7 separate regions of the Homo sapiens genome follow, and regions 2, 3, 4, 5, 6 and 7 are each linked to region 1. The links are chromatin loops, found by intact Hi-C in ENCODE. Cell type or tissue: mammary epithelial cell. All regions are shown on one strand.

Region 1 (4,000 bases):
ATTACATTCATTTTGCTGCTGAGAAACTGACACCCAAACCGTTTACACCACAGCACATCAGCGGCGACACCAAGACTCACGTTTGGTCTCCTAATACCATGTTCATTTTTCCATGTGATTTTCCCATCTTAAACCTATTTATACTTCAGTCTAGATGAGCCCATGTTTATAGAATCCTTTTGAGGGCTTGAATAAATGAAAACCTAGAAAGGTGGAGTATGTTTTCCTGTAGAATCACTGGCTATCTGTGGGAAGAAGAGATATTCTTTAACACTTTTTTTTTTTCCCTCAGACAGGGTCTCGCTTTGTCACTTAGGCCAGAGTGCAGTGACATGGTCATAGCTCGCTGCAGCCTCAAACTCCTAGACTCAAGCGATTTTCCTGCCTCAACCTCCTGAGTAGCTAGGAATACAGCTGTGTGCCACCATGTCCAGATAATTTTTGCATATTTTTTCTTTTGAGAGACAGAGTCTCACTATGTTCGTTACTCCTGGCCTCAAGTGATTCTCCCACCTCAGCCTCCCAAAGCACTGAGATTACAGGCATGAGCCATTACACCCAGCCTCATCACCACATTTCCAACCTTAGGATCAACTGTTGAAAAACTAATAATACCCCTTCTTTGATCTTACAGTTCTTACAGGCTGAATGAATTCCATTTAGCAGCAAAATATCTTAATGGTTTCACATGAGAATGTTGAAATAAATGAAACAAACACAGAAGGCCTAGGAGGAGAAAGCCTCTCCCGGTTGGCCAAGGAACGACCTGATCTCCAGGTTACGTGAAGCAAAATGCTTAGAACTAAGCCAGAGACATTGGGACACTTAGCCATTCCCACCGCCTTCTTCTCTCCCTTGTCTCATGGAGGTCCTTGAAATAAGGAGGGAATGGAGTGGGGACAGAAGGGATAAATTGCTTCATTCTAAGCCCACAATGCAATTCCTGGTGCTACTGTACTTGGAATACTGCACTCAGGAGTTTCCATGATCAGCCTCCCTAAGACAGCAGAAAAATTCCATAAACAGGGAATGGCAGCAACATCTCGCTCTATGTGGATGCCTGGGTCAGACTGGGTTAGACTGGCTGGTGGATTGCTGACATAAGTGAATTACTTGGCGCAAACCTTGTATCACAAATGGCCCGTAGTGATGCGTATTGCAAGAGATTTATGTAAATTGAGCAAGATACTTAGCTATTGGTCTGGTTTTTTAGTAGACTTGACTTTCAGAAAAGAAAGAGCTGATGGTAGAAATCTCAGGCACTTTTTTAAACATCTTTTCTTTCTCAATCTACCTCCGAAAGTCGCTTTCCATAAAGCCTCCCTCTCAATGTCCCAGTAACTCTGCCCAAGGAAGGAGCCTCCCCTGTGCCTGACTCCTTGCAGGAACTGTTGCCATTCTTTAATTTGGCAGCTTCTGTTTCCCAGGCTCCCGGGGTTTTACGTTTACTTGCAGCGAGGCTTTTTACTTCACTTCCTGTTCTTTCTCCTGCTATCCCCTTAGAAAGCCGGTGGAAGGATTTTATTTTTATTCTTATATCTATGGTCTCCATTCTGAGATTTTATCCTCCTGGTAACAGCCAGAGAGAAAAACACTTACGAGCACATTGGAAATGTCTAGGAAAGGGGAAGTGCATTAAATAATAAACCCCAAACTGGTGGGAAGGATTTTGCACTGTCTACTCCCGAGGCAAGGAATTCTGGGAGATGTTTTCTCGTTTGGCTACCTTTGTCCAGTCTCCATTCCTGGATACCTACAAAGGTGAGAGCAAGACTAAACGCATTCCAAAAAGCAATTTCATGTGATATTTGTTTTCACTTTTCTTTAGAAAAACTATGGGGCCTTTTGTTCACTTGAGACCACAGTAAGGTTACTGTGTCTACCTTTAGGGAGTTCAACTTTCCAGGGAGGGAAACTAGACAATGTGACAGGCGCAATCCTAGCATCTGTTCGTAACAGGGCATAGGAAGGCAAATGCTTGTCCTTCCTTCCTGTAACACAGCCATTAAACCAGGAGCATCGCCCTTCCCCGGCCCTCAGGTAAGAGGACCAAATACCGTAGCCGTTTCCAATTTCAGTCCTTTAGCGCCACCTGGTGCTAACTACTCTATCACGCTTTTATCCAATAACTACCTTTGTAAATTTCCTTTCAAAAGTTCTGGCCGGGCGCGGTGGCTCACGCTTGTAATCCCAGCACTTTGTGAGGGGTCAGGAGTTCGAGACCAGCTTGACCAACATGGTGAAACCCTGTCTCTACTAAAAATACAAAAATTAGCCGGGTGTGGTGGCGCGCGCCTGTAATCCCAGCTATTCAGGAGGCTGAGGCAGGAGAATTACTTGAACCCAGAAGGCAGAGGTTGCAGTGAGCCGAGATCATGCCGCTGCACTCCAGCCTGGGTGACAGAGCAAGACTTTGTCTCAAAAAAAAAAAAAAAAAAAAGTCCTAACGACACAAATGTTTGATTTTAACACAGTGCCAAGTTCACATACGTAGGCAAAGTCCAGATTAAAGGACAATTTTAGCATTGAGTTCATTTAGTGAATCACAGGGCCTTGGCACACAGCAAACATGAGAGCAATCTTAGTTATCTCTATTGTCATGGCTGTTGTTACCAAAAGAATTCAAAAGAGGGGAATTTAGGAAAATTTATAGTGTTTAAGATATAGTAGCTTTTTCAAAATATCAATGAAGTGCCGTTTATGCGGCACAAGTAATATTTCCTTGAAAATCTAATAAATATAGTGTTACTTATTAAAGAGATTCTACCTTGAGTAATTAAACTGCTTGAAGAAAGGCAAGATTTCTCAACTTGAACTTTATCCATAACTCAGGGTTAACCAATATGCCCAGTTTGTTTCTTTTTATATTTTAGAATATTCCTGCCAGACATGGTGGCTCACGCCTGTAATCCCAGCACTTTGGGAGGCCAAGGCAGGCGGATCATGAGGTCAGGAGTTCGAGACCAGCCTGGCCAACATGGTGAAACCCCTTCTCTATTAAAAATACAAAAATTAGCAGGGCGTGGTAGGGCGCGCCTGTAATCCCAGCTACTCTGGAGGCTGAAGCAGGAGAATCACTTGCACCCGGAGGCAGAGGTTGCAGTGAGCCGAGATCATGCCACTGCACTCCAGCCTAGGTGACAGAGCAAGACTCTGTCTCAAAAAAAAAGAATATTCCTATAAGACAGTCAATGCCCATCCTTCCCTGAGAAAACACAATAAATAATATAACTTTTTATTGTTTCGTAATTATCTAGGTGCCTTGAAGTTATCATTCTGAAAATAAAAGTATATAGTCTGAAGGGCTGCACCTATTCGAGATGTATTTGTTTTATCATTATACTTGTTCCTAAAATTAAATGAGCGAAATGTTTCTAAATTAAAGCCAAACTATGCTACACAGGAATGGACTTTGTAAGTGAATCCATATTTGTAAATTCTCACACATAATCAGTCCCAGGAACTCCAGGCCTGAGAGAAATTACTGAAGGCTCTGATCTGAGCTAACCACTGTGAAAATAGGAAAAACTCGAAAAATAGGTTCTAGAGTGGTGTGTAGTTCCAAATGGAGCAGGAAAACTAAGAGGGGATTGGTTAAACAAATATGATTATAATCAAAATAACTTTTTAAGCACTTACTATTTGCCCAGCATTGTCCTCAATGATTCACATGTGTCACTTCGTTTAATCTTCACAACTTCATGAGGCTGTTACAATGCCTGATCCTTGCTGCAAATTAGCTCATACACGGTTAGTAAACAAGGGAGTGATGTTTATAACACATCTTGTAGTTCATATTTGATTCTTCCCAGTACATTAATGTTTTAAAATGATCTCATGGCCAGGCGCAGTGTCTCATGCCTGTAATCCCAGCATTTTGGGAGGTTGAGGCGGGTGGATCACCTGAGGTCAGGAGTTCAAGACCAGCCTGGCCAACATGGTGAAACCCCGTCTCTACTTAAAAAAAAAAAATTAGCCAGGTGTGCTGGTGGACGCCTGT
Region 2 (4,000 bases), 720 kb before region 1:
TTCTTTGCTTTGAGATGATGTCAAAAATCTTCACACCCTGGAAAATAATACAGCAGTAAGCATCCTCTACTCAGGAGGAAAGTAACAGAAAACTTATTAACAGCCCCTGCTACATACTACCAATAACCAGCACGGAGAAATATTAGCAGTGTTTACTGAGCATGCAAGGAAAATGCTCCTGCTCCACACAAACCCTGTGGGAACTAAAACCACAAGGAAACCTCCACCCTTCTTTCTGGACAAAGGAGATTTTCTTAGATGGCATGGGTGACTCAAACCCAACAGAAACATGAAATGTACAAACATCAATAGCTGCATTTCCAAACTGACAGACAAGTAACATTTCTAATTTTATCGTTCCACCATGAAAAATGAAGTTTGTTTTTTAGAAAGGCTTTGAGTCTGAAAAGCCACCTATATAAAGAAAACTACATCTGACATTTTAAAGTTCTCAAATGAAAACATCAGGCAAGCAGCTAACTAAAAATGAACCAAGAGACCACAGCTTTGTTTTACCTTCATCGTGACCCAGGAGAAGTAAGAAAAGTCCAGAATAAAAAGGTAGAGTCTAGGCAGATTTCTACCATTTAAAACTGAATAGAACCGATTTACTAAATTATACCTTGATGTTTCAAAAGATATGCCAGATGTCAAAAAGACCATTTTTAAAACTTCCTACTAGCCCCAATTCATAGCAAGTAAACTTTAAGTTAAAATGCAGCACTGAAAATTACGATCCACTTTCTTACAGACAGGTCTATACTTCTGTCTATGATTATACTGGGAGTAAAAGAGAAATCAGCAATATTCTGCACTTGTTTCATATCAACTCTTACTTGCCTTTGGCCAACAGGCAAATGATATTTTCAAGACCCATTCCCAATGCAGTCCTTCAATTATTAAGATAGCTTTTCATTTTCTTGGCTACTCTCCATGCCTCAGGTTTCTTACTCTAAAATAGATTCCAGAATATGTTGGGAATTACTATATTATGAAAGCCAAAAGCAATCTAATTTCTTTAACCTCCTAGGTATGATACCAATCGTCCTTACACCCTTTAGAAATCACCACCACAGCAAGTGGCATCTTTTCCCTTCATTACAGCCCTATCAAGTTGGCCATTCTTCTGCCACTGAACAAGCATTAGGAAGACAGAGGCATATTTTTTACCATATTATTGGCCCAAGCAATCAGATGGCCTCTCCACTTCACACTCCTTATGTTCCCTTCCCCTTCATGCAGAACAGCAGACTTCCATCTGTTCATCCAAGACCGTTCAAACAGTAGCAGCTAGGGACAAAAAGCATAAACAAAGAATCTTAGAAACTGAAAATAATGTATCAGGTTCTTTACTTACTAGTTTTACCTATCCTCGTGACCAAATAACAAACAAGTCACTCTCGACGTCTTTAATGTAGACTTACAGTAGTATGTTATTTGTACCTTGGAAAGAATTCCTAGCACATCATATTCTCCCCAGGAAGTTGTTTAAAATGGATGAGTGTTGAAGTTACTACAAGGCCAAGCCACAAGGTGGCACCAAAACACCAAGATTCATGGAAAATAATGCACATTAGTTAATCAAAAGATTTGTATCGCAAAAGTTCTTCAAATGATTGTCCGGGAACTAATTTATTTTGTAAATTGGGAAATCAAAACCTCTTTTAAGTTTTTCACTGAAAATAAGATATTAGTCACAGATTAAACTGTAATAGAAACAGTCTATGTTTTTCATTTGACTCAAATAATTGAACAATGACTTTTGAACAGTAATTCATGTCACAAAATAAAAAAACAATTGGAATTAAGCTTCTTTAGAAATTTCATAGTATCTAGGGTCTTTATTTTAACGGGAAGATTCTATCATTCAAAAAACCTGCTGGATAAATTTTAATATAAAATATAACTGGTCAAAAACCTCTACGATTAATAAAGATGTAATTCTAGGAAGTCATACATTATTAAGAACACAATAAATATTTTTCTTGACATATTCCATTTAAATCCTTTAAGAAAAGACATTTATACAGTATGTAACTTAAGGCATGCAATCCTGAAACACATGTTTATCCTTTCAAAGCAAATGCTGACAACAGATTCCATAACAGAATTACTAAAATTCCTACCACTACAAGCAATTTCAGTCTACCTTAGTATATTTTATGTCCTCTACCCACCCCAAAAGAGGCAGGGGAAACAGGTTAACAGGGGAAAGAGAGTAAATTCACATTTTATTTGTATTTCCTGTATATCTTTCTCAATAGACTAATACAGGCAGAGGAAGCACAAAATAAAATCCCTAAAATTAAATATGATGTCCATCATCACAAGTAAGCAAAGTACAGTTACTTTAAAATGCTACGACAGTTTGAAGTTGTGTGACTTCACAACTTCCACAGGGAGACTGGAGGCAGGGATTCTTCTGACCATACTTAGCCCCATCTTCCCATCAGATATATTCTCAGAGACCTTCTAACCCACCCTGTCCTCTCCTATCCCAGGTTCCAATTCAGAAGTCACTACTACCATGCCTTCCTACCCCCACAGTTAGAGGCCTTCGGGAGTGTCCCCAGACTGTGATTCAGCCTCTTCCTCCCATTTGCAGAAAACAGAGAACAGACCCCAGAAATGTAGGAAAGGGGGAGAAAGGCTGAGCATACAGTTCCTGCTACAGAGAAGATTATGCCCCACTAAAGACAGGCAGCTAAAAACAATTATTTTTATTTATTTATTTTTGAGATGGAGTCTCACTCTGTTACCCAGGCTGGAGTGCAGTGGCACCATCTCAGCTCACTGCAACCTCCACCTCCTGGGTTCTAGTGATTCTCCTGCTTCAGCCTCCCAAGTAGCTGGGATTACAGGCATGCACCACCATGTCTGGCTAATTTTTGTACTTTTAGTAGAGACGGGGTTTCACCATGTTGGCCAGACTGGTCTCGAACTCCTGACCTCAGGTGATCCACCGGTCTTGGCCTCCCGAAGTGCTGGGATTACAGGTGTGAGCAACCACGCCTGGCCACAACAATTAAACATGATGAATTGATAAGATCAAAATGTCTATCTTCTATCTGTGGCCTGGATCTGATGGAGGTGATCGTCCGAAATGGGTGAAGCACAGTGAGTGCTCAATAATCACCTGCTGGAATGAAGGGTTGGCAGGATGGCCGGGAGAACAGCAGGGTGGGACACAGCATCGAATTCCTTTCCCTCACCAATTCCCACCTAGAAATGACCAATGTAGTACTAAGAGGAGAACAGTCTGCACCTGTGTTGAAAAAGTTAAATATGCTCCAAATTTTAAGCTAAAAATTATGTAAAATATGCTAATAATAAGACTCCAGTGAAGGCCATGATTTAACTCATTCCCCCAGAAAAAGCCTGCCTGGGAAGTCAGGCAGGTACTAGAATGCCACAACACCCCCTACACTCAGTGTAATGGGGCAGGAACGAAGGGGAGTGGCCAGTCTTACTCTGAAACACAAAGGGTTGGGTCCCCAAGCATGTAGCCAGCACTGTAGCTGTCCCAGGTAGGAAGGAAAGCAGGCACTCTGACAAAAGGCAGGCACCTATGGAAAAATCCTGCATTTAAAAGAATACAAATTATCCAGGGAGTAATCCCCAACTTGTGACTCCATATGAATAACAAGACATTCAAAAAAAACAAAAGAACTTAAAAGTAAAATCTAATTCTTATCATCATAATTCTCATGTAACAACAAAATTAAGAAATTAATAACGAAGAATGAGAGAAAGAACAATACAAAACAAAAATGGTACAAAAAACATTCTCAATCTTTGGGTAAAAGAGGAATTCATATGGTAACCAGAGTACTTTGAAAATGAGAAATACTATAAACCTAAACTTTATGGGATACAATCAAAGTTGTAAAAAAAAGGAAAATCTAGATTTAAAAGTTAATAATGAACATGACATGTCGCTACACAACAAAACAAAAACATTTCATTGAGGGATACGAAAGGAGAACTCAATAAACAGAAA
Region 3 (4,000 bases), 1.1 Mb before region 1:
TTGTGAGGCCTCCCCAGCTATGTGGAACTGTAAGTCCAATAAACCTCTTTCTTTTGCAAATTGCCCAGTCTCAGGTATGTCTTTATCAGCAGCATGAAAATGGACTAATACAATATGGGTTCACAAAAGTAATGATTTCTCATGAATTGTAACAGACACTTATTTAAAGTGAATTATAAATGCTGATCATTATTGAAGTGGGGTAACAAGTACATGAGGGTTTATATTTTGGCAAATGGCTGAAAATTCCTATAATAAAAAGTTTATTTTGAAATCGAATAGACTTTCATCACTGTTTTAAATAAGCACCGACCTTTTTATGGATGCTATTGTTACTGTTGTCAAGAGAATAGTAATCAGAACATAAATTAGTAGGGCATCTTAATCCTGAGAAGAACAAGGAGCAATTGCTCATAGCTTTATTGTCGGAGACATTAACAGGATTTCTCTACGACACTAAGGACCTAATAAAGTTTCTTCTATGTTAAAAACTATACTGAAAGAAAATGTGCATGCAATAAACTTATGAGCTCAAATGTAGAAAATAAGTTGTGTCATGATTACAAGCTTATTCTCTCCATCTGTCTGGAAAATCACACCTATGAATATCCCACTAGTTTCAACAGCTTGGAAGCAGATGGACTCTATCTACATGCAGACGGTATGGACAAACAGAGCAGCAGACACCACCACTACACACACATGCAGCAGAGGCACTGCTACAGATGAAAAAGCAGACAGGATGTTATTCCATGGGCTACTCTCCCAAGTGATTATGCATAAATCCTTTTATACATATATGTTCCAACCACACATTATTACTAATTGGCTTTTAGTCTCAGTTGAATTGATACTACATCTCTGGGAGAGGATATCTTTCCATGACCTATAGATGGTGTTGCCACAGGTGATTTTTTAAACTTGTTCCATACGAACATAATGTTTATTATTAACCTGTAACTTGTCTCTAGATATCTATCAATTTGGTTGTATAAGATTTTACCATCACTAAATATACATGTTATCACCTTTCCTTTGCTAGATAATTTAAGCAGGCAACGAAACTGGACTCCTATCTTTTGCCATATACAAAAATTAAATAAAAATGGATTAAATACTTAAATATAAGTCTTCAAACTATGAAACTACCAAAAGGAAACATTGGGAAAGCTCTCTAGGACACTGGACTGGGTAAAGATTTCTTGAGTAATATCCCAAAAGCACAGGCACACAAAGCGAAAATGGACAAATGGGATTACGTCAAGTTAAAAAGCCTCTGCACTGCCAAGGGAACAATCAACAAAGACAACCTGCAGAATGGGAGAAAATATTTGTGAACTACCCATCTGACAAGGGATTAATAACCAGAATACATAAGGATCTCAAACAACTCTATGGGGAAAAAATCTAATAATTCCAATTAAAAAATGGGCAAAAGATCTGAATAGACAGTTCACAAAAGAAGACATAAATAGCAAACAAGTATGTGAAAAGGTGCTCAACCTCACTGATCATCAGAGAAATGCAAATCGAAACTACAATGAGATCTCATCTCACCCCAGTTAAAACGGCTTTTATCCAAAAGACAGGCAATAACAAATGCTGGCGAGGAAGTAGAGAAAAAAGAAACCTCATATACTGTTGGTGGAAATGTAAATTAATGCAACTATTATGGTGAACAGTTTGGAGGTTCCTCAAAAAAAAAAAAAAACACAAAAACTAAAAGTAGAGATACCATATGATCCAGCAATCCCACTGCTAGGTATATACTCAAAAAAAAAAAAACAAAAAAAAAAGGGAAATCAATATATCAAGGAGGTATCTGCACTCACATGTTTATTGCAGCACTATTCACAATAGCCAAGATTTGGAAGCAACCTAAGTATCCATCAACAGATGAATGGATAAAGAAAATGTGATACATATATACAATGGAGTACTATTCAGCCATAGAAAACAATGAGATCTTGTCATTTGCAACAACATGGATGGAACTGGAGGTCATTATGTTAAGGGAAAAAAGCCAGGCACAGAAAGACAAACTTTGAATGTTCTTACTTATTTCTAGGTGCTAAAAAGTAAAACAATTGAATTCATGGAGACAGAGAGTAGAAGGATGCTTACCAGAGGCTGGGAAGGGTAGTGAGGAAGTAGGGGGGATGGTTAATGGGCACAAACAATAATTAGAAAGAATAAATAAGACCTAGTATTTCATAACACAAACAGGGTGACTACAGTCAACAATAACTTATTGTACATTTTAAAATAACTAAAAGAATATTACTGGATTATAATGCAAAAAAAGGATAAATGCTTAAGGAGGTGATAGATATATTTACCCTGAGGTAATTACTACATGTCATATATCTGTATCAAAATATCTCACGTACCTCATAAATATATCCACCCCCTACGTACCCACAAAAGTTAAAAATAAACATAAAATAAAATAATAAAAAACAGGTATTAGCTGCTGTGACACCAACCACCAGCAGGTGGCGGCCAAAGGCTCTGCCTGACTGCTCTGACGTTCCTGACGTTGTAGGAGCAAATACCTCAGCCTCAGCACCTCAGCTGTGATTTTTGTCACATAAAAAAGAACTGCAGCATGCAGAAAACGAATTTTAAGAATGATAAATAAATATCAGGAAAATACCGAAATTAACAACTCTGGCAAAGGTAAGGTGCTAAGGAATTGGCACTTTAGACTTTAAAGAGAAGCCAAACAATTTTAATGATCTACTTGGAAAACAAACAACACTCCTACACCCTACTTTGAGTCCATTAGTAATGAATTCCCATTTTTCCAGCTGCTGTTTACTTACCACGTTGATTTTACAGGGCTTAAAAACTACATAAACAGAGAAGGATCATCCACTATCTGCGTATCCTCATAGCTTTCTGTTTCTGACACTAGTCTGATGATCAGGGGGCATCAGTCCTCCCTTTATGTCTGGAATCTGGTCCAGATGTTTTGCTCTTACCAAAATACTTCCAATGCCGTATTTACTGACCGCAAGAATAGAACAACATAAAAATACAATGGAAAACAGGAACCCATTTGTTCAGATTAGGTGTTAGCTGTAGATAAAATCAAGGAAAGAGTAAAAAGGTTTTCATCAATGAAAGTTATACCTCTTATTATTATTGTTGTTGTCATGCATTTCAATTTGTTAGCTATTTGTAGAGCTATAAAAGAAAAAACATTTTCTATGCTCTGCTTGCTACAGTACATGTTATACCTGCTAGGAAAAACCACAATGATAAATGACTACCATTTGCTTTTTAAAAAATGTTACTCACAAAGACCAGGGACTGAATCTGCTGAAAGTACTTCAAGCCTTTCATACCCAGTGCTATCAAATGTTTCTCTTCACTCTAAATGTTCAGAAAAACACAATTATCCTATCTTCTGCCCAACCTATACTATCTATTGGTCAAATATATTTATGGGGGAAACAGCTATTGCAAACAGAGACTAAAAATGTTCTCCTTGACCTTGGGCACATATTTACTATATCCATGAGGTCTATGAGGTGCAGAAACTAGGAGTATTGCTAAACCGCCTGTCCATCACACAGAAATCACAGCGACCAGCACAAAACCTTCTGGAGAGAGTAGGTGGTGGCTCTCTGCACCATACATACCTCATTGCTTTCTTTTTTCTTTCTTTTTCTTTTTTGAAATGAAGTCTCACTCTTGTTGCCCAGGCTGGAGTGCAATGGTGTGATCTTGGCTCACTGCAACCTCCGCCCCCCAGGTTCAAGCGATTTTCCTGCCTCAGTCTCCCGAGTAGCTGGGATTACAGGCACCTGCCACCACACCTGGCTAATTTTTTTGTATTTTGAGTGGAGACAGGGTTTCACCATGTTGGCCAGGCTGGTCTTGAATTCCTGACCTCAGGCAATCCACCTGCCTTGGCCTCCCAAAGTGCTGGGATTACAGGAATGAGCCACCGTGCCCAGCCCCTCATTGCTTTCTAATCTTCTGTCTCAATCAT
Region 4 (4,000 bases), 66 kb before region 1:
CTTTGAGCGTGGGCCAGTTAGTCAGCAGTAAGTATCCTTTCTGGCTCGGTTTAAATCGTGGTGGCCTTCTTGTTGCCTATTTGCAATGTCTTCCTTCTTGTCTCTCTCTCACTCTCTCTTGCTCTCTCTTTCTCTCAACCCTGCACAGGAATTTCCTGGCACTGCTAGGTCAATATTGAGATGAAGTCCGTCCCCAGGACCAGATGGTTCCTTAGGGAAGCAGGTCCCCAAAGCACACTCCCTGAATTAGTGGCTATCAAGGACCGGGTTCCATCTTAAGTAGTTGCTGATGTGCTGAGTCAGTCCTGCCACTTCAGAAGGTAGCAACTGATCAGCTTTCAGGGCATGAGCCACATAGCTCACAACTGAAATAACCAACAACAGGCACTCAGCTGGCAGGTCAAGCTGCTTTTATGTGTGTTTGAAGTCCCCTGCCATTCTATTTGTAGGTGTCAGAGGAAATAAAAGAGAGCATGCCTGTGGGCGGGTGGGTGTGTGTGTACAATAAGCCACCTCAAGTGGCATGTGGGGGAAGCTGCATGGGCCGGAATCAGATGAGAAATCTCTGAACAACCATTCATAAAATAGGATAAGCCTGCAAGTCTGCCTCCCTAAATAGCCTATATATATGTATATATAGTTTTTAGAATGGTATTTGGCCCTAGGGATAGATAGTATATTTATCACATGCAAATAACAGCATGTTAAGATGGATGGGACAATGGTCTGATTTAATGTCAGTCACGTTTAGTGCAGTTTTTACTTATATATAAAACTGCAGAACATGTGCATAGATTGCAATTCACCAGGGACCAAAAATCCAGTAGCTATGGGTGCCTGCATAGGCATCTGTGCCATAAAATGAGGACATGTGAGGATCTGTGTTTGGTCAAGTGTCATGAATGACCTGTTATAGCAGGAACAGTAGGATCCTCACATATCATGGGGCAATTCTTAAAACAAAATGGATGGTTGCCATGACCTCCCCGACAAGTAATCCTCCTCAAAAAAGAAAAATAATTACATACATATATGTCTATATTCAATTATACTGATAATTAAGGCAAGAAAGATGCTTGTGGGTGGGGAAGAAAATGGAATGAGGCATTATGGAAAGATGTTAAAATGCCCAGGTAGGCCGGGCACAGTGGCTCATGCCTGTAATCCCAGCACTTTGGGAGGACAAGGCGGGCAGATCACCTGAGGTCAGGAGTTCGACACCAGCCTGACCAATATGATGAAAGCCAGTTTCTACTAAAATACAAAAATTAGCCGGGCGTGGTGGCATGTGCCTGTAATCCCAGCTACTCAGGGCGCTGAAACAGAAGAACCACTTGAACCTGGGAGGCAGAGGTTGCAGTGAGCTGAGATCGCACCATTGCACTCCAGCCTGGGCAGCAAGAGCAAAACTCCATCTCAAAAAAAGAAAAAATGCCCAGGCACTTCACCAGACTAACCTGGATGCTGTTGATCTTAAAGATGGGTCAACACCAGAGTTTCAGGATACATATGCATTTTCCATCAACTGTATTTTAGGTTGTTTAGATATACAACCCTCTCCAGAAACTCTAGTCTGACTTGCATAAAGTTAAGGATAAAGTGAATTTAATTATAGCCAGATTTCCCCTAATTAAAAAAAAAAACTTTTCCTCGGGAAGAGTCAAACTTTGTTACAATTCAATATTCTGTATAAGTTTCTGCAAAATACTCCATTTCTAAATGGCAGCAAGGTCATAAATTTAGGATAAACTGTTAAGCTTTGGTCCTGAAAGAAAAAGAACCAAAGTTAAGCATCTTACAGAGAAGAAATAAGTTAAATATGAAAAAGAAGTACAAACAACCTCCTACTAATACAGTGTTTCACACAAGGTAAATAGTTAACATGTGTAAGATGGACAGAAAGATGAATGAGTGGATGGGCAGACAGCAGACAGTCAGATGGATGGAACTGGGTTCTCTCTAGTCACTTGTCACAGCTGGGCAGTGAAGGATTAGCCTTTTTCAGAAATCAATAACAGAGATACTTTAATGGGCCAGATAGAACTTTCATTGCACAGTAGCCAGTGGGACATATAAGTTCTAGGTTTATGATGAGTGAACCATATTACATATCCTCGGTATGAAATATATAGACGTGGGAAAGAGAGACTCTTTTACCACATGCAATTGAAGCCGGAAACTTCAAACCCATATGCAGAGACTGAATGACACCAAGCTAGCTCCACAGTTGTCTCTGCAGGCCAGGAGAGTCTAACAGTACCACTAGGGGTCGCACTTTGCCCTAACCCCTTGCTGGACTTGAGTTGCCACAAATTTTGAGCATGTTGTTTAGTTAAATCCCTTCTGTCTCAAAAGCAACTACAGAATGAATAGTACATGAATCATATCACTCTGGTTCCATAATTTGCTATGATGGCTCACAGAACTCAGAAATACATCTACTTGTTTACTATAAAGGATATGATAAAGAATACAGATGAACAGCTAGATGAAGAGGTACGCAGGGCAAGGTCTGGAAGGATTCCAAATGCAGGAGTTTCTGTCCCTGTAGAGTTGGAGTGCACCACTCTCAGAATGTGGATGTTTTCACCAACTTGGAAGCTCTCCAAATTCCATACCTTAGTGATTTTTGTGGCAGCTGCATCATGTAGACATGATTGATTATTAACTCAATCTCCAGCCCCTCTTCTCTCCCTAAAAATGGAGGTGGGGCTAAAAGCTTCAAGCTTCTAATCATAGCTTTGTCTTTCTGATGACCAGCCACTATCATGAAGCTATCCAGGAGCCCCTAAGAGTCACCTCATTAGAACAAAAGATGTTCCTATCATCCAGGACATTCCAAAGGATTTAGGAACTCTGTGTCAAGAAGTGGGGTCAAAGACTAAATATTAGAACAGAAGATGCTCCTAGCACCCCTATTTGTTAGGAAATTATAAGAGTCTTATGAGCTCTGTGCCAGGAACCAAGGATGAAGACCAGGGATATATATATATATATATATATATATATATATATATATATATATATATATATATATATATATATATATATATAAAATAAGATATATATATATCTTATTACATCACAATATCACCAAAACTTTGGTCAAAACCATGGCCAATGACTCCTCCACGTCGTTGTCAAAGACTGTCATCCTAGTGTTGGCTAACCTGCCATATGCCAGATGAACTAGAATAGGTGGATCATACAAAAGTCTTGCCAACTACAAGCAAGAGAATGCTGGGTTAATACCTTAGTAATGATACAAGATGTTCATATGCAAAGAAAGCACGTCTGGGCTCAGAATTACCAAACATGCAGATTATTAGAAAATCTGCACAATACTTATTTATAGCACCTACACACCTTGCCTTGTGTTAAACCTTGCTCAGTCTCCATAATCATCAGAGGTGGATATGGTTTTTATAAGCAGGGTTTTCAGAAAATCAGAAGAAAAGTCAAACAAGTACTTGACAAATGTCCCAATTAGGTTTAAGATTTACAGTGCACTGTTTAGAAATAGGTAGGTTTAGGGTTTTGATCACTTGCTGGATTTTTTTCCAGTATACATTTTCTAAACACCTAAGCTCTATCCTTAGACAGCAAATGACTTATAGTTAGCTCCAGAAAAAAAACAAAACTATAAAGTGAACTTAAAGTTGCATGCTGATGGCATATAGCACAGTGAAACCCCTGTTTCACAATCCATGCCATTTTCTACATCCCAAAGAGGTCACCATATTGCAAAAATACTGTTCTCCCAAATTGCATTGCAAACTCCCAAATGGCTTCCTATTTCTCAGAAATATGTGGTAAATATGCCCATTATTTGCTGTGAGAATAGCACTAAAAAGCAGACAGCTATTTACATAACATAGTTAATTAATTCATACCTTTGGAAGCTTCTTTAAAGGTGTATATTACTCTCATAACAATCCCACAAATCAGGAATCATAGAAAGATGATGTTGATGCATGGTGACTATTCAACCCATTTAGCA
Region 5 (4,000 bases), 440 kb before region 1:
TGTAAGTAAATATTAATAAAGGCTGGCCTGGTTTTTTAATTGCCCTCAATTTCAAAGGCTAGAGATTTAAAGAAATATTTACTTAAGCCTCTGTTTATAGTTTGAATTGGAAACAAATCTGCAAAATATTTTTAATAGGAGCTAATACAGATAGCTGACGGAATGGGGAGAACCTATTAAAAAAAAAAAAAAAAAAACCTTCTAGTTCATGTTTTCCTGAGCAGCCAAATCCCCAGGAATGAGAAGATTTAGCTAATCTTTCCAATCACATTCTTCCTTCCTCCCCACCCCCATCTCCTTGGAATTATGTTATCTCTGCTCGTCTTAAAAGCTCAGAAGCCTTTTGAATTGGAGTGGCATTCAAAGGACAGTCAAGGGTCACCCTTGGAATATTAAAGGAGAGTGGATTACAAGAGAGGGAGGGACGGAGCAGCTGGCGCTGGGCGCAGCCGTGTACAGACCCAAGGCAGAGAACGAGAGGAAAACTCCATAGTATCTGGTGCTGGCCAAGAGAAAGCTGCCCAGACTGCTGGGAAGCACAGGAAGCAACGCTGGAGCAACCAAGCCACATTAGCAGTTCCCAGCGTGTGCTATTGCAGCTTGGGAACAGAGGGAAGGAAAACACTTATTGGTGAAATCAATTAGGCAGTGGCCTTTTGAACAGAAGTGGACTGGCTTATTTAGAGAATGTGGAGTTGTGAACCTTGTAGAATTAAAAGCCAGATACTGTTTTAATTCAGAGAGAAAATTCTACAGAATTTACAGCCTCCTGATAGTTACTTATTTCTTAAAATCATAAGATGTTAGGATTTATAGAGTTTCCTTCTCAAAAGACTTCTGAGTAATTTTATTTTTAAAAATCTAAATTGGCCGGGCATGGTGGCTTACGCCTGTAATCCTAGAACTTTAAGAGCCCATGACTGGCAGATTGCCTGAGCTCCAGAGTTCGAGACCAGCCAGGGCAACACAGTGAAGCCCCATCTCTACTAAAATACAAAAAATTAGCTGGGCGTAATGGCTCACACCTGTAATCCCAGCACTTTGCGAGGCTGAGGCGGGTGGATCACCTGAGGTCAGGAGTTCGAGACCTGTCTGGCCAACATAGTGACATCCCATCTCTACTAAAATACAAAAAATTAGCTGGGTGTGGTGGCAGGCGTAGTCCCAGCTACTTGGGAGGCTGAGGCAGGAGAATTGCTTGAACACGGAAGGCAGAGGTTGCAGTGAGCCGAGATCACGCCACTGCACTCCAGCCTGGACGACAGAGTGAGACTTGTCCCCCCCTCAAAAAAAAAAATCTAAATTTAAAAAATGTCTTTCTTCTTTTATCTTTTATAGATATCAATTCTTATTTTTGTTTTTCAAATGAAAGCAATAGATATTTAGTGAGAGTTTATTATGTGCCCAGCACTGTCCTAATATTTGAAGTGTGTGGATATAAAGATAGTGTATCCTTTTTAGCAGTGGTTTCTTGTTGAATTTTTTTGGTGGGATGTGGGGTGGGGAGCAGATCAGGCAGCAGATCATGAATCCCTTTAAAATCTGATGAAGGCTAAGGAGCTTCTCCACAATAAACTACACAAACAGTCACACTTTGTCGGAAGGGTCGCGGACAGCAGGGAGCAAGCAATATCAAAATTTCTTATTATTACTAAGCAGTCGGCCTGCTATGAGCACTGTTTGTGAATTATTTATTTAATCTGCTAACCCATCCATCCCATGAGGCATATACTGTTATTACCCCATTTTCCTCTCGGGAAAATGAAGGCTCAGAGAACTGTGCCCTTCAGTGAGTAGAAGGTGAACCCAACTACAGGCTCTTGGGCTCCAGTTCCCAAGCACCCACTCTGGCACCGTGGGACTGGGGTGTGGGGCTGTTCGAGGTCGCAGGTGAGGCTGGCCACAGACTGTCTGTTATAGGTCAAAAGGCATCTCTTTGGAGCTAGACCAGGAAGCACCTGGACACTTAATTGCCACATGACAGAAAATTGTCTTAGCAATTTTACCATCATTATAATGTGAACAACACATTCCCTGGTGTTGAAGTGCCCGGTCCAATGTCACAGCCCAAGAAAGCTAGACCAGGCTCCAAATGGGGAGGGCCTGGCATGGTGGGTTGGAGTTCTGGCCCAACTCAGAAACTACTCTGGAAACAGTCAAGTTTTGAGCTGGATTTTTAGGAATATTAGTCTGTCAGCAGGGGGCAGGATGGATTTTTGTATTTATTTATGGAAATCTGAAACCATAAAGAGCTGGATGGTTTTTGAAGAAAAAGTTTTTCTTCTCAACTTTGTCATCAGAACAGAAGGACAGGATTAGATGTATACACATATTTCATGTAATATTCATTTAAATAAATCTCTTCTTCTTCTAAGAAAAATCCTACCAAGAGAACACTTGTAGTAAAATCACGCTTCTAATACGCTGTGTGTTTGATGATACTGCTCCTGAAGGCCACAGGGAGGCTGGGACCACAGTTAGTGCTGTAGTAGTGCTGGCAGTGGCCAGCTTCCCTCAGTGACATGAAGATGCTTCCAGCTGAACAAGGAGACAGAGCCCAAAGGCTGAGCCCTTGGGGCGTGGTCTCTGTGCACACCTGGGTTCCCCTGGGGCTCTACTGCCTTTGCTTTGTTGGACTAATCCCCGGACTAGCTTGGTAGTAGCTCTTCTCCCATTCAACTTCAGTCCTGGGGGAAAATGAGACTTTCCTTTTCCTTTCCAGTGTAGCTATGACATTCTTCCATCTTGTCCTGTGTTACAAGTAATGCAGTCACACAAGCTGAACTCACTTCTGTTTCTGGAAGCAGCATATGGGTCAGTATGTATGTGTGTGCAGAGTCAGAGAGGTAAGATAGCTGGGTGAGGCCTCGGCTTCATATTATGTAGTTTCAGACACAGCTGAATGTATGCTGAAAATATCAACCAAAGCTAACCTTTGCTCTGAACTTCCCTTTTTCCTTTCCTTTCTCCCTTTTCTCCCTTCCCTTCCCTTCTCTTCCTTTCCTTTCCTCTCTCCTTCCTTCCATTCCTTCCTTTTCCTCCCTTCCATTCCCTCCCTTCCTTCCTTCCTTCCTATCAATCAACCAGTCAAACACACTTACTGAGAGCCTATTTTGTATCAGACATAGTGCCCAGTACTGGGAATTTCAACACATGTCTGCCTGCCAGGGACTCAAACATCTCAGCTGTAGGGTCTAACACCTAAGTGTTTTGGAAAAGTAAATCATTGATAGGTGCAGCAAACCCTCGTGGCACGCATTTACCTATGTAACAAACCTGCACGTCCTGCACATGTATCCTGGAACTTAAACTAAAAATAAATTATATTTTTAAAAAGAAAAAGAAAAAGAAAATGGTTAGCTAACAGACAAAGTATCATGATTGTTATCGCATCTGTGATGCATTGCCAATATGCAATATGGGCAGATCTGTGGAACGCTTTCCTCAAGTACACTAAAGACTCCATGTAAAATAGATGGGAGGAGCCAATATGGTCTCAAAAACTGGGAGTGGGCACTTAGGTCTTCCCCTATCTCCCTTTGAGGTCCTGGAGGCACCTCTCTAAAACCCTCAGGGCTTCTCAGAGCAGTTTTAAAATGCTGGGACTAGAGAACAGGTCTTTCCATTCTGGAAACTATCTCACTTTTGCAAAAGGTTGCAAATGTTGAGATACACACACACACACACACACACACACATTAATTAACAGTCTCTGCTAGAGTTTTTAAGATGCTAGAAAGTAAGCTCTTTTTAGGACAGAGATCAGATGTTCTCTCTTTGTAACTCCCAAGCAACTCTACATTCAAATTGCTAAATGTAAATTCACTTTAATCTGTGTTGTATTCTGATTAAATCCTGATAGCTATTTGAAGCCATCAGATTATGAAGAGTGTATGAATATAGGGTATGCGTATGCAATGTCAATACTGCTGTATAACCCCATTACCAAAAGACCAGATCTAGATGAGCCTGGATTGAACTCATATTGATGCTTTTTCAT
Region 6 (4,000 bases), 590 kb before region 1:
CACATATCTGGCAGCAACTTTATCACCTTAATATGTTCCAAGGTTGGCACTGAAGAGAGAATATTTAAATGGGAAGGACTGGCTGTCCAGCCCTGGCTGCCTCCCTTGGCAGAGGCCATTTTTACACATCAGTGTAGACAGTTGTCAAGCTTTCTTGGAATCCGGGTTAAAGGAAGAGATGAGTGAAAACAGGAAAGGCTGACCTGCAACCATTAATCAAGGCTCAGTTTCCAAGTTCTAATTTCCTATAGAGGAGTAGTCTTACCTTATTCCCATAGGACATTATATTAGAACACAAATGCCCAACATCAGAGTGAGAGATACAGTGTTTGGGTCTTTTCCCTGCATGATCACCGATGATAAATATAGCCATAAAAATTTCTACAAATGTATCACATTCACATATGGTTGCTTCTCAAATTCTCTTAACATCTTGTTGAGTTAGTCATGATCCTACCCCATTCCTACTTAAAATATTCTACTAACTCCCCTTCATCCACAAGATAAAATCTAAATTCTTTGGCATGTCATTGAGGTCCCTTCAAGAAGTACAATAAAAATAATTCAGGAACCAAGTTGCTCAGTGCTGTAACTTTTTATTTGTGTTCATTTCCCTTCTAGAGGAGTGGTCCTTAAGGGCACGGTTGTAGTCCTGTCTTGTTTCTGCCATTTTTCATTCACATGACTTGGGAGAAACAACTCAATGTTTCCACATAAGGAAACCCAGTTTTAGAAACAATTAGTTTTCCAAGGTTACACAGATGGAAAAGAGCAGAGATGAGATTGAGGCCCAATCTGTTTGACACCAGAATCAAGCGCCTCTCTGTTCCTGAGTCAAGTCACTGAAATTTACAGAAATTAGGATCTAGCTTATTGTTAGTTTTATGAGTCCCTCTCCAAACACAGCCTCCAGAGTTAAGCATCTGGCAGTGCATTGCTACATAATTAGCATCCCCATGTATCTTGATTAATGATCAAGTTAATGACTTTCATTTCTCAGATGAGAAAACTAAAATTCAGGGAAGTTACAAGGCCACACAGTTATAGGGATGAAATGCAGCAGAGCCAGGATTAGAACCCCAATCTTTTGATTCTTAGTCTAGTGTGCTGGCCATGCCATATACTAATCATATACTTAAAATTTATAACTGGGGAGAGATATAATTGAGAATAAAAGCATGAATATTTAAATTTTCTAAAAGAAGTTTTTTTTTTTTTTTTTTTTTTTTTTTTTTGAGACAGAGTCTTGCTCTTATTGCTCTGGCTGGAGTGCAGTGGTGTGATCTCGGCTCACTGCAACCTCCACCTCCTGGGTTCAAGTGATTCTCATGCCTCAGCCCCCCAATTAGCTGGGATTCTTGTGCCTCAGCCTCCCAAGCAGCTGAAATTACAGGCACATGCCACCTCACCTGGCTAATTTTTGTAGTTTTAGCAGACATGGGGTTTCGCCATGATGGCCAGGCTGGTCTCAAACTCCTGGCCTTAAGTGATCCACCCACCTCAGCCTCCCAAAGTGCTGGGATTACAGGCATGAGCCACCATGCCCTATCAGAGAAGAGATTTCTTGGAGAGAAATTCATCTTACTCCTCTATTGTCAGGATTGAAAAAATATCCTTTATACTTTTAAACCCACTATCATACTTTTTAAACAGGATTTTTAAATAAAATCTATGCTTCCCTGTAGATTAGTAAAGCTAGATTTTAACAGGTAAACTAGAAGGGGTTAGAATTTAAGACACTTCAGGTAAATATAAAGGAAATCTATGTTTATTGACTCAATCCTTAGGATATCAGAATGAAAATATATGTGTGTGCATGTTTGTGTATTATTCTCCTAGCCATTTTTCCTCCCTTCAATGCCCAGATCACCTACCTGAAAACATGGTGGAAAGTCCAGAATTTACAGTAGATTTCTTAGTGCTTGACTTAAGTAGAATAGAGGAAAGGCACAACCTAAAAAGCCAAGTGTGCCCTTAGCAAAAGCAAATGTATTTGTTTGGTTTTTCTGCCCACTATAATTTCAGGAACTCTTACTCATCTAACACTGAAAAAAAAATATACAGCTTTAAGCTTAAAAAAAAAAAAAAGAAAGAAAGAGAAAAGAAAGAGAATTTTCTCCTCCCCAGTGCTTGTAATACCCCATTAAAAGCTTGGGAATAAAACTTCCTTCCCTATCAATGTTGTCCTTTTCCATTAAGCAAATATTGATTTCCTCTCCTTCCTTCCCCACCTCTACCCCCCTTAGATACGGGAGTCCAAATTACCATTGGCTCTTTTTGTTTACTTCCTTCTTTGTGTACTAACAAGGCTGAGTGTTTGTGTATTGCCTGCTGCTAGGCAGCCAACAGGGGGCGCTCACTGCATATTTTGATGAGGGGAAAAACGATTGGATTCAAAATAATCTTCAGTTTTCCTTGCACTTTCAATGCAAAAGTAAAGACTATAGTTCTCACACACAAAGGTTTTGCAAATGTGTTCAGAAGCAACGTGAGGAAATGTCTAGGTCAGGGAAGGAGGCCTTAGGGAGAGCCAGTATTTATACATGGAATGGGGATTTGAAGTTCCTAGGGACTTGGGTCCCTGAATGATTTGGGTCATTGATCATCAATTACACCTAAATTTTCTGGGCTATAATGACTAAATTTATTGGGCAATTTATCAACTTCTCACTTTGTGTACTTGGACACAGACTGAATAGTCAGAAAATATGTTCTAATTTTGCTTTCCCCCCGTTACTCTGGAGCGTCTCTTAGCATTTAGTTTAGGCTGCTCCATGTATAGGATGCAGAATGGAATCCTGTATTCCCACCGACAGTTTCTCCTAAGAATAAACTTCTCGGTGTCAAAATGGCAAACGAAAATAATAATGACACTTCGGGGTATATAAAATTTTAAGAACAGTCATACATTATAAGATCAAGGAAAAGCTGGGGAGGTGTTAGAATTTTAAAGTAACTCTTATCTACTTTGATTCAGATTCGATTTCAATTGAGAAAATTCCTAAAAATAAAACAACATGTAGCCTATTCAAATATTGTTTGATTTTCATGTTTAAAAGGTCAAGCTTTAAACTTGAAAGGAGTTTAAAAAGAAGTTGTTTGAGCTCCAAACAAATGCTAGCAGAAACAAGTTATTTTGAATTATTTGCTTCTAAAGACAGATAAAAAGAGATCAGACATAACAAGCTCTCATTAGAAGAAAATATAGTATATGGCAAGCCCTGTAAAATTTATCAGGATCTAACATTAAGATATACCCAAATTCATGGGTATATATTGAGATTTTTAAAAATAGTTAATATTGCTTACTGTTGATCACACTAATAAATAAGGTTTCCTATAGAATTATTAAAGCCTTCCTTTTGATTTACACAGCAAAGACTTCAGTAACAGTGATGGCGTTGCTCATTATTCAACAAAAACCACAGGAAAAATGTGCATCTTAGAAACATATTTTGTTCTCTTTCTGAAGCCCAAACAACTTCCAGCTAAAAGACATATTTTGATTAAGATAATATTTTTCCCTAATCAATATTTTTTACCTCTGGGTTATTACTTCCTTGAAGGCTTCTCTGACTTTTTTTTTTCTTTCTAAATTAGTCCATGTAGTTTATGAGAAATCATCAGCACTGCCATACGCTGCCGTTTACATTAAATCTTTCCCTTCATATTTACTGCTGGGTGGCAGGGCTTGTCTCTAGCCTTTATGGTTTGGCATCAAATCTTGAAATGTGTATTTTATACTTAATTGGAGTGGGGATAGGAGCACAGGAGCAGAATTAACCATTAATGAAATAAGACTCCTCTCAACCAACATTCATGCTTCCAATTTGGTTGGCAACATGCCTGAACACTGCTTGGTGTGAAACCACAACCAGTGTGGCGTGCTTGTTTCAAACATGGGCCTAGAATTGTGTGGTATTAGATCTGTGTCAAATTGCTGTAAAAGTGTCTAAAGGCTTACTCTGGATTTCTGTACTTATTGCATTACATCCGGGTG
Region 7 (4,000 bases), 55 kb before region 1:
CCAAAAATAAGATTGTGGCACATAAAGAAAGCCTATCCTTTTCTGTCCTTTTGCAAGCATCCTTACAAAACATATTCTGAGTAACATGGGCTCAGTTTAGCTCTATGAGAACAGACCATTGAAATAAAATACACTCTGTAGTCAGAAGTTTTTCAACAGCATGGGACACTGTAAAAGGGAGAGGAGAATTCTGTGTATCCAAAGCTGTCATACTGGAGAGTTGTGAATTTGGATTTAGAATAAACAAACAAACGAATAAAAGGAATTCCTACTTTTTTTGTACTTCATTGAGAGTGAGTGTGAGTTTGGTACCAGGGCGACTTCTTAAAACACTCTATATAATTTTGTCCAAGACGCTTCATATTTTTTAAAGTCAATGTAGCAAAGAATTGCTGATGGCAGTTGATATATAGAAGACCTCATTTACAGAAAATGATATCATTCAAGTACAGTTTGCAGATATCACACATTAAACACAGCTTGGTGCCCTGGTGCAAAAGTACACCATTACACCGGCTGGTGTTTGGAAGGCAGGAGGTGGCCTTAGTACACCCAGAGGTGGGGTGTTTTATAGTAATTACAATGTGTCCAGCTGTTTGAGCCAGAACAGGAAAGTAGCAATGGGTAATGTTTTACCTGGAAAAAGGGCATGTTGTTAACTTACATACGGTGAAAATTGTTTGTTCCCAGGGAGAGAAAAAGAGAGAGAAGTCAAAATGAGACACAAAAGAGAGATAAAAAGAGAGCCATATAAAAGTCCCAATGGCCATCAGTGACTATGATAATAGCAATAACATTTTTATAACCAAGTCAATGGGGGTAATTTAAAGAAAACCAAATGTAAAACACGTAAAGAATCATTTTAAATGAAAGAATGTGACAACTGTCATCTTTGATGTCACTTCTTAGCGTTAATTTTTGCCTTCATGAGTCTGAGGACTGAGAAATGGAGCTGGTACTATTCAAATAAATGCTTAGATCTCAGAGTTTATAGGGAAAAGGCCTGTGAGTTGTTTGCATGCCTATGATATGTTATGATAGCTCATGCATCCTGCTGTCTCTGCTTCTCATCACCCCTGTCTGTGCACCTGTGTGGTTTGCATGGTCTGGCATGGAGCACGCTGGGAGGGTGGGCGCTGGCTTGGGCAGGGCTGGCTACCTTGCAGCTGGCTATTAACCTGCAGTAAATTCGCCCTGCCAGGCAGTCAGGCAGGCAGGCAGGAGGCCCACCCTGGCAGAGGACTCAGTGTAAGACTGTTCTTTCTCAATTTTCCCCCCCAGACACACCATCCTGAGAAGCCACTTTTTCCTACCACAGGAAGCCCAAGAGAACACTATAGCTAGCAGTCTGACAGCCAAACTGAACCCTGGCCTTTTGTATCCTGCCAGGTTTGAAAAGCTGGACATCACCCCTAAAAGTGCCCAGAAGATCAAGCCGGTGCTTGAGCGGTGGATGGCTGAGGCTGAGGCCCGCCATCGAGCAGGTATGCAGAACCTGACCGAGTTTATCGGGAGTGAACCATCCAAAAAGCGCAAGCGGCGCACCTCCTTCACACCCCAGGCCCTTGAGATCCTCAATGCCCACTTTGAGAAGAACACACACCCTTCTGGGCAGGAAATGACCGAAATTGCTGAGAAGCTGAACTATGACCGAGAAGTAGTTAGAGTTTGGTTCTGCAATAAGAGGCAAGCCCTGAAGAACACAATTAAACGCTTAAAACAGCACGAGCCGGCCACGGCAGTCCCTTTGGAGCCCTTAACAGACTCTCTGGAAGAAAACTCCTAAAGAGATGCCCACCCATAATCAGAAGCAAAATTCACAGAAACTAAACTCCACCCTTGGGACTCCACAACAACAACAACAACAAAATTTAATTTAATTTAAAAATAGCCCCAGTCGTCATCACCCTTGTAAGTAAATGACTAAGAAAACTACCAAGTGGACAGAATGGTTTCTACATGTCCGTTGGTTTTCCAAAAAGGAAAGAAGAAAATTTTTAGAAAATTTTTAAACAAGGAATACACCACACTGAAGGTGTGTGTGGTAGGATAGTTCCCTTCCCCCACCTGTCTCCCCCAAAGCCAGTTTTTTAATGGACTTAAAGCAAACCAAATAACCACGTACTTTTTTCTGTATATTATGAAAATGTGAACACATTTTAAGGAAAAAGAAAAAAAAAAACTAAACCAAAAACCAACAACGAAGGAACAAAAACTTTGATCTGTTCAAAGCGAATACAAGCCTGCCACCTGGAGGAAGGACTGCACCCCTTCAGGTACTAAGTGCTGATTCACTATGAAACCTATTAACCAAAGTCAGAAACATGGCATTGCAACGCGATCGTTCGTCTACGCTTCTCCGCACGTAAAGTTGTGTTACGAATTTTTACATTTGTACTAACAGAACAATAGGAAGCCTGATTTCTCCCATCTTTCCCATCTACTGTCTCCACCCATGGGGTGGGTACCATTGTTGAAGCCATTCTGTGAGGCTCACTATTGGGTTTTTTTGTGGGGGTGGTAGGGAGGGTGGTCTTTTTTCTTTGTCTTTCTTTTTGACGGGAGGGCATCCTGGATCGTGTGCCAAAGCATTTGTTGCTTTTTTCTCACTATGACTTGTGGGTTTGAGAAAAGAAAATGGAGCTCGCATTTCTCTCTTTTCCTCCATTTCTCCATCTCCCTCGCGCGTGGCTCCTGGGGTCTGCTGGAAGGCCACAGAAGTGGGGAGAAGCAGTGTCTTTTCCACTCAGATCCTAGTGAAATGCAGGAGAGACTCCAAAATAACTAGGGCTTTGCTCGATGAACTGTCAACACTGGCATAAGCTGTAATTGTGCTCACTGTCCACACCAGAGCTTGGGATTTTTCTCAGTCTGTTGGCCACGTACATGGAGAGCTGACCAAAACTAATTTTGTAATATAAACATAAGCTGCACATTTGGTTCAATACTTACATCTATGTTATGCTTCTGTGCAAAGCAATTTCTCTCAGAAGTCTGATAGCCAAAGAAATGTCTCAAGATTTCAGTCAAATACACACATGACATGCACACACCCATAAACACACACACAAAGAAACAGGCTAAAAAGAAAGTGATAGCAACTGGATCATTAAAGGCCATCGTGTATCCTGTTAATCTCATCTTTTCTGCTACTTCTTTCATTCCAATAGCGATGGCAGACTTTTTTCAGGGGGAATAATTACTCTTCGGGATATATAAATGGAGCAGAAAGGTGGCGGGCAAATTTAAACAACTGGAATTGGGGGCCAGGTTCTTCAGGGGAAAGGAAGTTTGAAGAAGCTTTCACCAAAAGAAAAAAATATAGAAGGGGCTTATCTAACAATCAGAATAGCCTGCAATATGAGAACTAGAGGATTATTTCCTTTAAAAAAAATAACTTAAAAGATCTGTGGGCCACAATAACCTAATAAGCAAGGACATGTTGGGATGTGAGGACGGCTGTGCAGGTGAGCACTTGGCAGCTGCCACTGGTGTTTTCACCCAGGTACAGGCAGACGGTGTTCCATTAAAGGAGCAGGCAAAAGAGAGCTGTCAATTTGCTTGCTGTTGAAATGTACATATTTATGCATAATTTATAATCATGCTAATGTATTATCTAGAAGTAAGTTGTGAAAGAAAAAAGAGAAACCCAATCTCAAGTTGCCCAACTGATTAGAAATGCCATCTCCTTCCCCTAATACACTCCCTCTCCCTGGGGAGTTTGAGTTTCTTCTGTTGGCTCCTTTGCTGTTTGTGTAAATGCTACAGTATAATTGTCCCCTCCAATGATTCATGCAGCAATCAAGAGACTACCAGCAAGGAAACTCTAAAAGGAATCCTGGAAGTGGAACAAGTCACTCGTAAAGGTGTTTCCATTTTACCAGTCAATGCTAACTGGACCACAGCTAACTTGATCTTCAATGCCAACATCACAGAGCCCCTTTCGCCACCTCAAAAACTGCACAAACATGGACAACCCAGAAACCCAAAACTTTATTGA

What was found. Peaks named below come from ENCODE experiments on the same cell type or tissue, not always from the same donor. Only the 100,000 strongest peaks of a DNase experiment are listed, where the experiment ranks them.
Region 2: a loop joins it to region 1, with 16 times the contacts of the local background. A loop is called at or near these places in 84 of 110 quality-filtered maps.
Region 3: it touches region 1 in a loop (17-fold over the local background); 47 of 110 quality-filtered maps call a loop at or near these places.
Region 4: it touches region 1 in a loop (13-fold over the local background); 21 of 110 quality-filtered maps call a loop at or near these places.
Region 5: a loop joins it to region 1, with 7 times the contacts of the local background. A loop is called at or near these places in 3 of 110 quality-filtered maps.
Region 6: it touches region 1 in a loop (10-fold over the local background); 49 of 110 quality-filtered maps call a loop at or near these places.
Region 7: a loop joins it to region 1, with 5 times the contacts of the local background. A loop is called at or near these places in 21 of 110 quality-filtered maps.

What each region holds. Positions count from the first base shown.
Region 1 is chr7:39,518,008-39,522,007 of GRCh38, forward strand. LOC105375237 (a long non-coding RNA gene) reads right to left here. Exons shown (of 4, transcript XR_927183.2): 2 at 3,640-3,729. Among named protein-coding and RNA genes, the nearest start is that of YAE1-DT, 46 kb to the right of the region's middle. In mammary epithelial cell, a CTCF peak has its summit at 2,091 (motif pointing left); a DNase peak (open chromatin) is centred at 2,094.
Region 2 is chr7:38,795,575-38,799,574 of GRCh38, forward strand. It overlaps VPS41 (VPS41 subunit of HOPS complex), which reads right to left. Exons shown (of 29, transcript NM_014396.4): 8 at 1,171-1,290; 9 at 1-37. Among named protein-coding and RNA genes, the nearest start is that of VPS41, 110 kb to the right of the region's middle. In mammary epithelial cell, a CTCF peak has its summit at 1,530 (motif pointing right); no DNase peak of the experiment used is centred here.
Region 3 is chr7:38,396,411-38,400,410 of GRCh38, forward strand. The region is part of intron 17 of AMPH (amphiphysin); the gene reads right to left. Among named protein-coding and RNA genes, the nearest start is that of TRG-AS1, 57 kb to the left of the region's middle. RefSeq lists an enhancer at 29-198. In mammary epithelial cell, a CTCF peak has its summit at 2,497 (motif pointing right); no DNase peak of the experiment used is centred here.
Region 4 is chr7:39,451,675-39,455,674 of GRCh38, forward strand. It overlaps POU6F2 (POU class 6 homeobox 2), which reads left to right. Exons shown (of 10, transcript NM_001370959.1): 8 at 1-27. The region is part of intron 2 of LOC105375238 (a long non-coding RNA gene); the gene reads right to left. Among named protein-coding and RNA genes, the nearest start is that of POU6F2-AS1, 47 kb to the left of the region's middle. In mammary epithelial cell, a CTCF peak has its summit at 2,260 (motif pointing right); a DNase peak (open chromatin) is centred at 2,287.
Region 5 is chr7:39,073,199-39,077,198 of GRCh38, forward strand. The region is part of intron 1 of POU6F2 (POU class 6 homeobox 2); the gene reads left to right. Among named protein-coding and RNA genes, the nearest start is that of POU6F2-AS2, 62 kb to the left of the region's middle. In mammary epithelial cell, a CTCF peak has its summit at 2,204 (motif pointing right); no DNase peak of the experiment used is centred here; H3K27me3 peaks cover 236 bases.
Region 6 is chr7:38,930,404-38,934,403 of GRCh38, forward strand. No RefSeq gene overlaps it. Among named protein-coding and RNA genes, the nearest start is that of VPS41, 23 kb to the left of the region's middle. In mammary epithelial cell, a CTCF peak has its summit at 2,347 (motif pointing right); no DNase peak of the experiment used is centred here.
Region 7 is chr7:39,462,901-39,466,900 of GRCh38, forward strand. It overlaps POU6F2 (POU class 6 homeobox 2), which reads left to right. Exons shown (of 10, transcript NM_001370959.1): 10 at 1,282-4,000. The coding sequence ends at 1,786. The region is part of intron 2 of LOC105375238 (a long non-coding RNA gene); the gene reads right to left. Among named protein-coding and RNA genes, the nearest start is that of POU6F2-AS1, 59 kb to the left of the region's middle. RefSeq lists enhancers at 1-82, 2,102-2,603. In mammary epithelial cell, a CTCF peak has its summit at 2,263 (motif pointing left); no DNase peak of the experiment used is centred here.